Regions from separate parts of the Homo sapiens genome. Here region 2 is linked to region 1. A link is an interaction called in ENCODE POLR2A ChIA-PET data of the cell type or tissue named here. Cell type or tissue: PC-9. All regions are shown on one strand.

Region 1 (5,000 bases):
CCGCCCAGCACCACAGCAAAGCAGCTCTGCAAGGCGGGATGGGTGAGGCTCCTTCTGGGACCCCAGCTCCGAGAACACAAGGGAGCAGCCCGCCCTGCCTGGACCCTGCCCTGCCTCCACCCCGCCTGGCCTGACCCAGCCAGGGCTCTAGGAGGGTTGGGTGGAGGCAAAGTGGGGAGAAGGGAGCTCCCCAAGGTTGGCTGGCATTGGCAGGCCCAGCTTGGAGTCCAGCTGGCGCTGGAGGGGCTGATGCCAGGGCCAGGTGGAGGCAGACACGGAACCCCTGGGCAACAGGCTGCCCTCGCTGCTCCTCAGAGGGAAACTGAGGCTGACAGGGGCGGTGACTTGGTCAAGTTTACACAACTCAGAAGAGGCAGGATTGAGGTGGGGACTCGGGTCTGACTGACAGGCCCTTCCATGCCAGGGGCTGCCCAGCCCTTGAGCCTTGCCTGTTCCCGCTCTACCTGCCCGGCAGCCCTGCTCACCTGGTCCACGTATTGGGGCAGCACCTCGGCCAGGATCTTCTCGACGTTCTTGCTAATCTCCGATGGCTTCAGCACCACACAGTTCCCTGCAGGGCAGTGCAGGGAGAGAGCTGGAGGAGGCGTAGCCAGCTCCTGGTCTCCACACACCTGCAGGGCAGGCATCAGCCTCACCCACTTTCAGATGCAGAACCTGGTTCAGAGAGGTAACATGACGGGCCCAGGGCCACACAGCCCGGGGACGGTGGACCAGACAGTCCTCTTTGCCACCTGGGCCAGTTCTCCCATGTCCTCCTGGGATCCATGGGTGGCCCTGAGGCCTCGAGCGGAGAAGGGTGACCGGAAGGGGCAGGCCCAGCTCTCACCTGCAGCGAGGGCTCCCACGAGGGGCACCAGCGTCAGGTTCAGCGGATAGTTCCAGGGCGCAATGATGAGGACCAGGCCAAAGGGCTCCTTCCGGATGAAGGCGGAGTCCAGCTGCGTGGCCTGGGCCGGGAGCCGGGGATGAAATTAAGTGCTCAGCACCCCGGCCCCTCAGCAGCCAGCTCCCACCCAGAGGGGCCACCCTGTGGGAGCAAATATCCCCTGAGCCCCCTGCCCGCCTCAGCCCGGCCGGCTCACCAGGTTCTTGGGCACACGCTCGTCCTTCATCCAGGCCCGGAGGTTCCTGAGGGCCAGGGTGACCTCGCCCTGGCTGATGGCAACCTCAGACACCTCCGACTCGAAGGCTGACTGCAGGAAGTGGGTGGGGTCAGGGTGGGCCAGGATTCCCAGAGTTGGCAGGAGGGCACAGCCTCCTCCAGGCAGGGCCTGCTTCCACAACTCATTCATTCATTTTCATTCATTCGTTCACTCACTCACTCCATGTTCAGTGCGTGCTTCCTGTGTGAGGTGCTGTCTCTGTGCCAAACAGAGGGACCGGCCCTGAGGCCGACCTTGCAGGGGGCAGTCGTTCCATGTGAAAGTGAGAACGCTGACGGCTCCATTAGGACGTGGCTGTGCTAGGGAAATCATGGAGCAGGGTGGGGGTGGAGACTGCTGGAGCGTGTGGCTGTGGGCGTGCACAGGTGTGCACATGTATACATCCACATGAGCATGTGTGTGTGTGCTGTTTTTACAAAGCGGTCAGTGCAGGTCTCCAGGCGGCGGTCACATTGGAGCAGTGACCTGAAGTCAAGGAACAAGCAAGTCGTGGGTACTGGGAGGCGGCATACTTTGGGCAGAGGCCCTGGCGGCTGCAAAGGCCCCGAGGTGGCTGTGCGCTTGCTCTGCTCCTGTTTAGCAAGAAGCAGAGTGGGCAAGGTGAGGGGGCCAGGCAGCCAGGCAAGGACTCCTGAGAAGAGCAGGGATGGGATCTGACTTAGGGTTTTGTTTTTTTTTAATTTCAAAAAAAGTTTGTTTTGATTTTTTGCAGAGTGCCTTGCTGTGTTGCCTAGGTAGGTCTTGAACTCCTGGCCTCAAACAATCCTCCCACCTCAGTCTCCCAAAGAGCAGGGTGGAGATTGGTCCACAGGAGACACAGGCACAGCCACCCCTAGGTAAATGCTGTCAGTTCCCACAGCCCAGGGGCCAGGGCCACTGTCAGGCTTCTAAGCAGGAGTGAGGAGACCCGAATCAATAGGGACATTGTCCTGCTCTCGGCTAGCCAGTGCTCCCTGCCCTCTGCGCCCCAAGGGAGGAGAGACCAGCCAGGCAGCAGGCTGCAGGCCGCTGGAGAACAGGTCAGGGACACTGGGGCCAGGCTGGCTCCCTGGCTGAGGCAGCGCCTGAGGTTATGGGGTGCAGGCTCTCCCGGGTCAGGGCAGAGGGGGACGGGCCAGTGGGGTGCTGGATGGGCCAGAGGACCAGCGAAGCCCAGAGAAGGAGATGCCCTGCCTGAGGTCACTCAGCGAACCAGGGGCAAGGCCAGGGCTACAGCTGAGCCCCAAGAGGGAGGAAGACGCCACGCCCACTGGCACCTCCTAGCCACTGAGGCTGGGGGAAGGTGCCTTCCACACGGACTTTCCCACAGCCTGTGCTCTGGCCCCATGAGCCTGGTGGCCTGCCCGCCACACCTCCTAGGTCACCTGGGACCTGACTTTGGGAGACTGGGCTATTTTGAGCCAGGTTCAAACTCTGGCTCTGCTCTTCCTGGCTGCATGCCCTTGGGCAAGAACACACTCTCTCTGAGCCTCTTCTGGGGGCCACTGGGTGTGGTTGCCCAACCAGATTCACCAAAGGGTTAACTGAGAGGGTGCACGTGACGCTGGGCAGATGCTGCCTGCTGAGGGTGGGGACAGGGGGGTGACCAGGTCCAGAGGGAGGGACCAGGTTGAATGTTCTGGGCTACTGCTGCCTTTGTAGGGCCCCGCTCCTGCAGCTGGGATGGGAAGGCAGGAGGTGGAATCAGAGCCGAAGGGAGAAAAGGGACCAGACAGACGTCAGGTCAAGTCTCATGAAGGCCGGCAGGCGGCCGGTGGCAGAAGCTCAGTGGTGGCGGGGGAGTCAGTCCCCAGGGAGCCCAATGGGCTGGGGGAAGGTCTGAACACTACAGCCTTCAAGGCAAAGGGAGGAGATATTTTGTCCAGAGAATAGGAGCCGGGGGCAGCCCCTGGGGCAGATGTGCTGAGGCAGGGGCAGGTGGTGTCCTGAGGCAGGGGCAGGTGTCCTGAGGCAGGGGCAGGCAGGTGCATGGGCCCTGATGGGTGAGGGGTTGGGGGAAGTGTGTTTCTTGGGGTTCTGCCTTGGCTGCCACTGGGATTGGGAGGGGCTGAGGCCCCAAGCCTTCAGGGTCTAGACAGAGGCCATGATGCCTGCTGTACCCAGAGAGAAGGCCAAGGCCTCACGGCCTCCGAGGCCCTACATAGTGTGGCCCATACCCCAGACCTCATCTTTGCTGTTTCTTCCTCTCCCACCCCCGACAGCTATGCTGGCCTCCTTGCTGCTCCTCAAGCAGAAACACCCAGCACCTCCTGCCTCAGGGCCTTTGCACGTGCTGTGCCCGCTGCCATCTCCCCAGCATCCATGGGGAGCCTCCCCTCCATCTTCACGTCTCTGCTCTAAAGCCCCCTTCTCAGAGAAACCTTCCCTGACCCCCACATATACAACAGCACCCTGATCCTGGCCCCCTCTCTCCCCTTCACCCTGGGTGTGTCTCCAGGGCACATATTTCAACCCAATATGCTGTGTAATTATTATCTTTATTATTATTTTTGAGATGGAGTCTCACTGTGTTGCCCAAGCTGGAGTGCAGTGGTGTGACCTTGGCTCACTGCAACCTCCACCTCCCAGGTTCAAGCGATTCTCATGCCTCAGCCTCCTGAGTAGCTGGGATTACAGGTGCCCACCACCACATCCAGCTAATTTTTGTATTGTTAGTAGAGACGGGGTTTCGCCATGTTGGCCAGGATGGTCTTGAACTCCTGGCCTCAAGCGATCCGCCCACCTCGGCCTCCCAAAGTGCTGGGACTACAGGTGTGAGCCACCATGCCCGGCCTTGCTGTGCAATTATTTATTTGCTGTTTTATTGTCTCCGATAGAAGGTCATCTTCGTAGGCATGGGAACTGTGTTTTATTCTCTGCTATATCCCCAGAGCCTAGAACAGTACCTGGCACATAGTAGGTGCTCAGCAAATAGTTGCTGCATGAATACAGAAATAAGTGACTGGATGAATGTGCAAGGGTGGCTCTGGCCTAGGGGAGGAGCTGCTTTTAGCCCCGCTTCATGGAGGGCGCAGGTGTCTTCATCCCCTGCTGTCCCAGCTGCCCTCCATGCCCCCCTGCCCCAGTGCACCCTCTCATACCCCCAACCCCAGCCCACCTTGTGCAGGTCCTGGGCCAGTGCGTCGTGCAGAAGCTGCTTGTTTTCTTGCAGGAAGCGGCCCAGGCCTTGGAGCTGCGCAGCCCGGAACTCAGCTGGCCGCGTGCGCCCCGCGTGGAAGGCCTCCCGCAGTCGCCGCAGCGTGTCCCCAAGGGGGTCCATCCTGCCAGATGGGGTGGCATGAACTGGGTGGCCAGGGCTGCCCCTCCTTCATGGGCACCACCCAGCCGCCCCAGGGTCTGGGCACCCCTGACCTGCCTGCACCCACAGGGGCTTGCAGACACCTCTACCTTATACACACACAGGGACCCACTCAGATGACCCCACAGGGACTGAGGCTGCCTGCAACCCCTTTCACCCAACAGTGAGCACTCCCAGACACACATGAAGACCCTCGCACCACTCCCCTCTGCCATGGACCTGGAGGCGGCTGCAGGACTGGGTGTGGGCTTGGGGACAGCTGCTCCACCACAGCCCCCGAGGGTGAGCAGGCAGGCAGAGCGCCATGCTTCTTCCTGCCGCACAGAAATTAACCCCAAGCCATGGCCTCTGCCCTGCCCTGATGCCCCTCCTGGAGGCGGGGCAGCCTCACCCCTGCCAGTCTGAATGGTGTAAGCAGGAGCTTGATGAGTAGAGGGGGTGACTCACTGCCACCATGGCCACCACCTTGGAGCACTCCAGACACAGAATTCTCCGTCTTCCTCTGTCCCCAGCCTGGG
Region 2 (5,000 bases), 150 kb after region 1:
ACACGTGAAAAAAATGCTCATCATCCCTGGCCAGAGAAATGCAAGTCAAAACAACAATGAGATACCATCTCACACCAGTTAGAATGGCGATCATTAACAAATCAGGAAAAAACAGGTGCTGGAGAGGATGTGGAGAAATAGGAACATTTTTACACTGTTGGTGGGACTGTAAACTAGTTCAACCATTGTGGAATTCAGTGTGGCAATTCCTCAGGGATCTAGAACTAGAAATACCATTTGACCCAGCCATCCCATTACTGGCTATATACCCAAAGGATTATAAATCATGCTGCTATAAAGACACATGTACACGTATGTTTATAATGGCACTATTCACAATAGCAAAGGCTTGGAACCAAGCCAAATGTCCAACAACGATAGGCTGGATTAAGAAAATGTGGCACATATACACCATGGAATACTATGCAACCATAAAAAATGATGAGTTTACGTCCTTTGTAGGGACATGGATGAAGCTGGAAACCATCATTCTCAGTAAACTATTGCAAGAACAAAAAACCAAACACCGCATGTTCTCACTCATAGGTAGGAATTAAACAATGAGAACACATGGACACAGGAAGGGGAACATCATACACTGGGGTCTGTTGTGGGGTTGGGGGAGGGGGGAGGAATAGCATTAAGAGATATACCTAATGTTAAATGACGAGTTAATGGGTACAGCACACCAACATGGCACATGTATACATATGTAACAAACCTGCACGTTGTGAACATGTACCCTAAAACTTAAAGTATAATAAAAAATAAAAAATAAAATAAAAACCTTGGCTGTTGACTCCAAATATCCTGCTTCATCATCTCTCCACTCCAGAAACTTTTCACATTCTTACAAAGGGTGTTCGTTTCTCCTCTAAGTATTTGCTCGCCAGCCCCACCTGCAAGAAGGTGGAAGTAGGGCCTCTGCCTGGGATGGTAACTCTCAAATGTAAGGCAAGACCTGTCTCTCCACCAATATCCCCAGGACTGAAGGACTGTGAAAGTCTGCATATTGATCAAGCTTCTCCCTCCCTTATCTGAAGGGACTTACTTCCTTCAAGACACTTTTCCTCTTCCCACCTAGCTCCATGCCCCCATCCAGTCATCTTCCAACCCATCTCTCCCCACCTGCATGCCACACAAGAGGGGCGTGACCACAGCACCTGGAAGTTCCTTAAAGTTGAATGGTGTGTCAGGCCGGGTGCGGTGGCTCATGTCAGTAACCCCAGCACTTTGGGAGGCTGAGGCAGGCAGGTCACTTGAGGTCAGGAGTTCGAGACCAGCCTGGCCAAAATGGTGAAACTCCATCTCTACTAAAAATATAAAAATTAGCTGGGTGTGGTTGTGCTTGCCTGTAGTCCCAGCTACTTGGGGGGCTGAGGCAAGGGAATCACTTGAACCTGGGAGGCAGAGGTTACAGTGAGCCAAGATTGCACCATTGCACTCCAGCCTGGGTGATAGGGTAGACTCTGTCTCAAAAAAAAAAAAAAAAAAGAAAGAAATCGAATGGTGTGATTAGCTTATGATTTTTTAAAAATGGAATGATGTATTCATTTTCTAAGCTGCATAACAAATCAACACAAATTTAGCAGCTTAAAACATCCATCTATTACCTCTCCTTTCCTGTGGGTCATGAGTCTGGGGGTGCAGCTTTAGCTGGGTCCTCTGCTCAGGTTCTTACAAGGTTGTGATCAAGGTGCCGGCTGGAATTAGTGTGTCATATGAGGCTTGGGGTCTTCTCCCAACCTCACATGGTTGTTGGCAGAATTTATTTCCATGCAACTGTGAAACTCATGTGGCTGGCTTCTTCAAAACCAGCCAGGCATGGTGGCTCACGCCTGTAATCCCAGCACTTTCGGAGGCCGAGGCAGGGGATCACCTGATGTCAGGAGTTCGAGACCAGCCTGGCCAATATGGTGAAACCCCGTCTCTACATAACTTAGCCGGGCATGATGGCGCACACCTGTAATCCCAGCTACTTGGGAGGCTGAGGCAGTAGAATCACTTGAACCCAGGAGGCAGAGGTTGCAGTAAGCCGAGATCGTGCCACTGCACTCCAGCCTGGGCAACAGAGTGAGACTCCATGTCAAAAACAAACAAACAAACAAAAAACAAAAACCAGGAGGAAGGAGTCTCTCTCTTCCAGACCTTCATTGAAGATCTCACCTGAAGATGTCAGGCCCACCCTGAATAATCTCCCTTTTGATTAACTCAAAGTGAATGGATTAGGGGCTTAGTTACATCTGCAAAATCCCTTCAACTTTTCCATAGATATAGATTAGAAGCAAGCCACGGGTCCTGCCTACACTCCAGGGGAGAGGAGATTACACCTGGCATTTATCCAGGGCAAGAACCTAAGGGGTCATCTCAGAATTCTGTCCTCCAAATAGATCCTCGGTGGAGCTTACATGCCTGGGCGAGCACCAGCCTTTGTTTAAAGGCAACAGAGAATGGTGTCCTGGCTCAGATCTCCAGCAAGCCTCCACAATGATGGTCCAGTATCTGAAGCCATGGCCAAGGCAGCAGGAGCTTTGGGTGCACATGGGGGCTTCCCCCACTTTGAAGTGAGTCATCACATCTGTATTAGACCCTAGCTGTTGCTTAGGCAAAAATGATGATTTAGAAGAAGATGGAGAGAAGAGGAAAGTTAATTTAAAAGTACTTATATTCGGCCGGGTGTCGTGGCTCATGCCTGTAATCCCAGCACTTTGGGAGGCTGAGGCAGGCGGATCATGAGGTCAGGAGATGGAGACCATCCTGGCTAACACGGTGAAATCTTGTCTCTATTAAAAATACAAAAAATTAGCTGGGCGTGGTGGCGGGCGCCTGTAGTCCCAGCTACTCAGGAGGCTGAGGCAGGAGAATGGCGTGAACCCAAGAGGTGGAGCCTGCAGTGAGCTGAGATCTCGCCACTGCACTCCAGCCTGGGTAACAGAGCGAGACTCCATCTCAAAAAAAGAAAAAAAAAAAGAGAAAGTGCTTATATTCATTCCCTAGGGCTGCCACAACCAAGTACCAAAAGCTGGGTGACTTGAAACCAGAGAAATTGATTGTCTTGTGGCTCTGGTAGCCAGCAGTCTGAAACGGAGGTGCCAGCAGGGCCACGCTCCCTCCTGCACTTGTCGGGGAGTCCTGCCTTGCCTCTTCGTAGCTTCCTGTGGTCTCCTGGCAGTCTTCAGTGTTTCTTGGTTTGCATACGCATCAGTCCAATCTTCCGTCCAATCCATGGCCTTCTTCCCTGTGTCTCTGTGACTCGGCGTGTCCTCTCCTCTTTTATAAGGACACCAGTCATTGACTTAGGCCCTCCTTACTCCAGGATGACTTCATCCTAATCAATAGCATCTGCAATAACCCTATTTCTTTCTTTTCTTTCTTTCTGTCTTTCTTTCTTTTTTTTGAGACGGAGTTTCACTCTTGTTGCCCAGGCTGGAGTGCAATAGCGCGATCTCAGCTCAATGCAACCTCCGTCTCCTGAGTTCAAGCAATTCTCCTGCCTCAGCCTCCCGAGTAGCTGGAATTACAGGTATGTGCCACCACACCCAGGTAATTTTGAATTTTTAGTAGAGAAGGGGTTTCTCCATGTTGGTCAGGCTGGTCTCAAACTCCTGACCTCAGGTGATCCGCCCGCCTTGGCCTCCCAAAGTGCTGGGATTGCAGGCATGAGCCACCACGCCTGGCCTGCAATAACTCTATTTCTAAATAAGGTCACATTCTGAGCTGTTAGAATTTAGGATTTCAACATGTTTTGAGGAGAACTCAATTTAACCCATAACAATACTATGTGGGCCACACATGCTGCTTCACATCTGTTATCCCAGCACTTTGGGAGGTTGAAGCAGGAGGATCATTGCTCAGGGCATAGGGGGACACCAGGTGCATAAAACCACAGCGTTGACTGGTGTGGGGGCTCACACCTGTATGTTTGGGAAGCTAAGGCAGGGCGATCACTTGAGCCCAGGAGTTTGAGGCCAGCCTGGGTGACATAGTGAGATCTCACTTCTAAAAAAAAAAAAAAATTTAATTAGCTGGGCATGTTGGTACCCACCTACAGTCCCAGCTACTCAGGAGGCTGAAGCAGGAGGGTCGCTTGAGTCCAGAAGATCAAGGCTGTGGCGAGCTGTGATTGCACCACTGCACTCCAGCCTGGGCAACAGAGCAAGCCCTGTCTCAAAAAAAAAAAAAAAAAAAAAAAAATCATCTCCCTTGTCTTCTGATTCCCTGAGCTGTCATAGAAAGGAAGTGAAGCAGTGAAAGCATCCCCCCAAAAGGGACTTTTCAAAACCAGCCTAAGCAACATAGCAAGACCTTGCCTTTAGAAAGTATTTAAATTTGAAGGAAAAAAAAAAAAAAGCAGTATTATGGCACAGAGTTGACAGCTACAGGTGTGGCTACATCCAGGTCCTAAAACTATATCATCAGAATGACCCCTGACCCTCCCCCCGCTTTCCATTTTACTTTCTTAAGCATGAACATGAAATTTCCAAGACTGTTTCTCCTTTGGCTAATCTGCTTCTCAGACCCAATCACTGTGGCCAGGGTGGTGGAAGGATACTGACATCCAGGCTGGGACCACATGCCCCAGCTCCAGATCAAGGTGGGGAATGGCCAGTCGCACACATGTCGTGGGGAACTAGTGACTCCTCGGTGGAAAATCGGGGACTGTCATTGGAGAGGAGCGATAGAAGAAAGGCTGAAGCAGTGCAATGTATCTCCTGCACCAGCCTGGGCCTCGATGTCTTGAGTACTGATGACCCAGTACTCAGTCTAGGGCAATCCCAACTCCATCTGCGGGGCTGCCCACAGTACATGGACCCCCTCACTGGATTTGCTGACCACACGTGCAAATAGCCACTTCCCAGCCCCACTCCCCGCAGTCCCCCTGAACCCTGTCAAAATTCCCCTCAGTTCTCGCCAAGATTAAAAGCAACTCTGAGGGTGAGCGGCTCATTCTGCTAGTTTAAATCTCTCGGTTCCTTCCCTCTCCAGAACTCTGTACTTAC

Evidence for each region. Peaks named below come from ENCODE experiments on the same cell type or tissue, not always from the same donor. Only the 100,000 strongest peaks of a DNase experiment are listed, where the experiment ranks them.
Region 2: POLR2A ChIA-PET joins it to region 1 with 13 read pairs; 2 of 35 experiments call an interaction of 5 or more read pairs at or near these places.

What each region holds. Positions count from the first base shown.
Region 1 is chr11:68,014,741-68,019,740 of GRCh38, reverse strand. It overlaps ALDH3B1 (aldehyde dehydrogenase 3 family member B1), which reads right to left. Exons shown (of 10, transcript NM_000694.4): 2 at 4,282-4,444; 3 at 1,104-1,214; 4 at 848-968; 5 at 486-571; 6 at 1-26. The coding sequence starts at 4,443. Among named protein-coding and RNA genes, the nearest start is that of ALDH3B1, 6.9 kb to the right of the region's middle. RefSeq lists an enhancer at 4,540-5,000. In PC-9, no CTCF peak of the experiment used is centred here; DNase peaks (open chromatin) are centred at 2,660 and 4,920; H3K4me3 peaks cover 519 bases; H3K27ac peaks cover 2,148 bases.
Region 2 is chr11:67,860,483-67,865,482 of GRCh38, reverse strand. All of the region lies in intron 3 of LOC112268076 (translation initiation factor IF-2-like), which reads left to right. It also overlaps the pseudogene ENPP7P7. Among named protein-coding and RNA genes, the nearest start is that of LINC02754, 21 kb to the left of the region's middle. In PC-9, no CTCF peak of the experiment used is centred here; no DNase peak of the experiment used is centred here; H3K27me3 peaks cover 944 bases.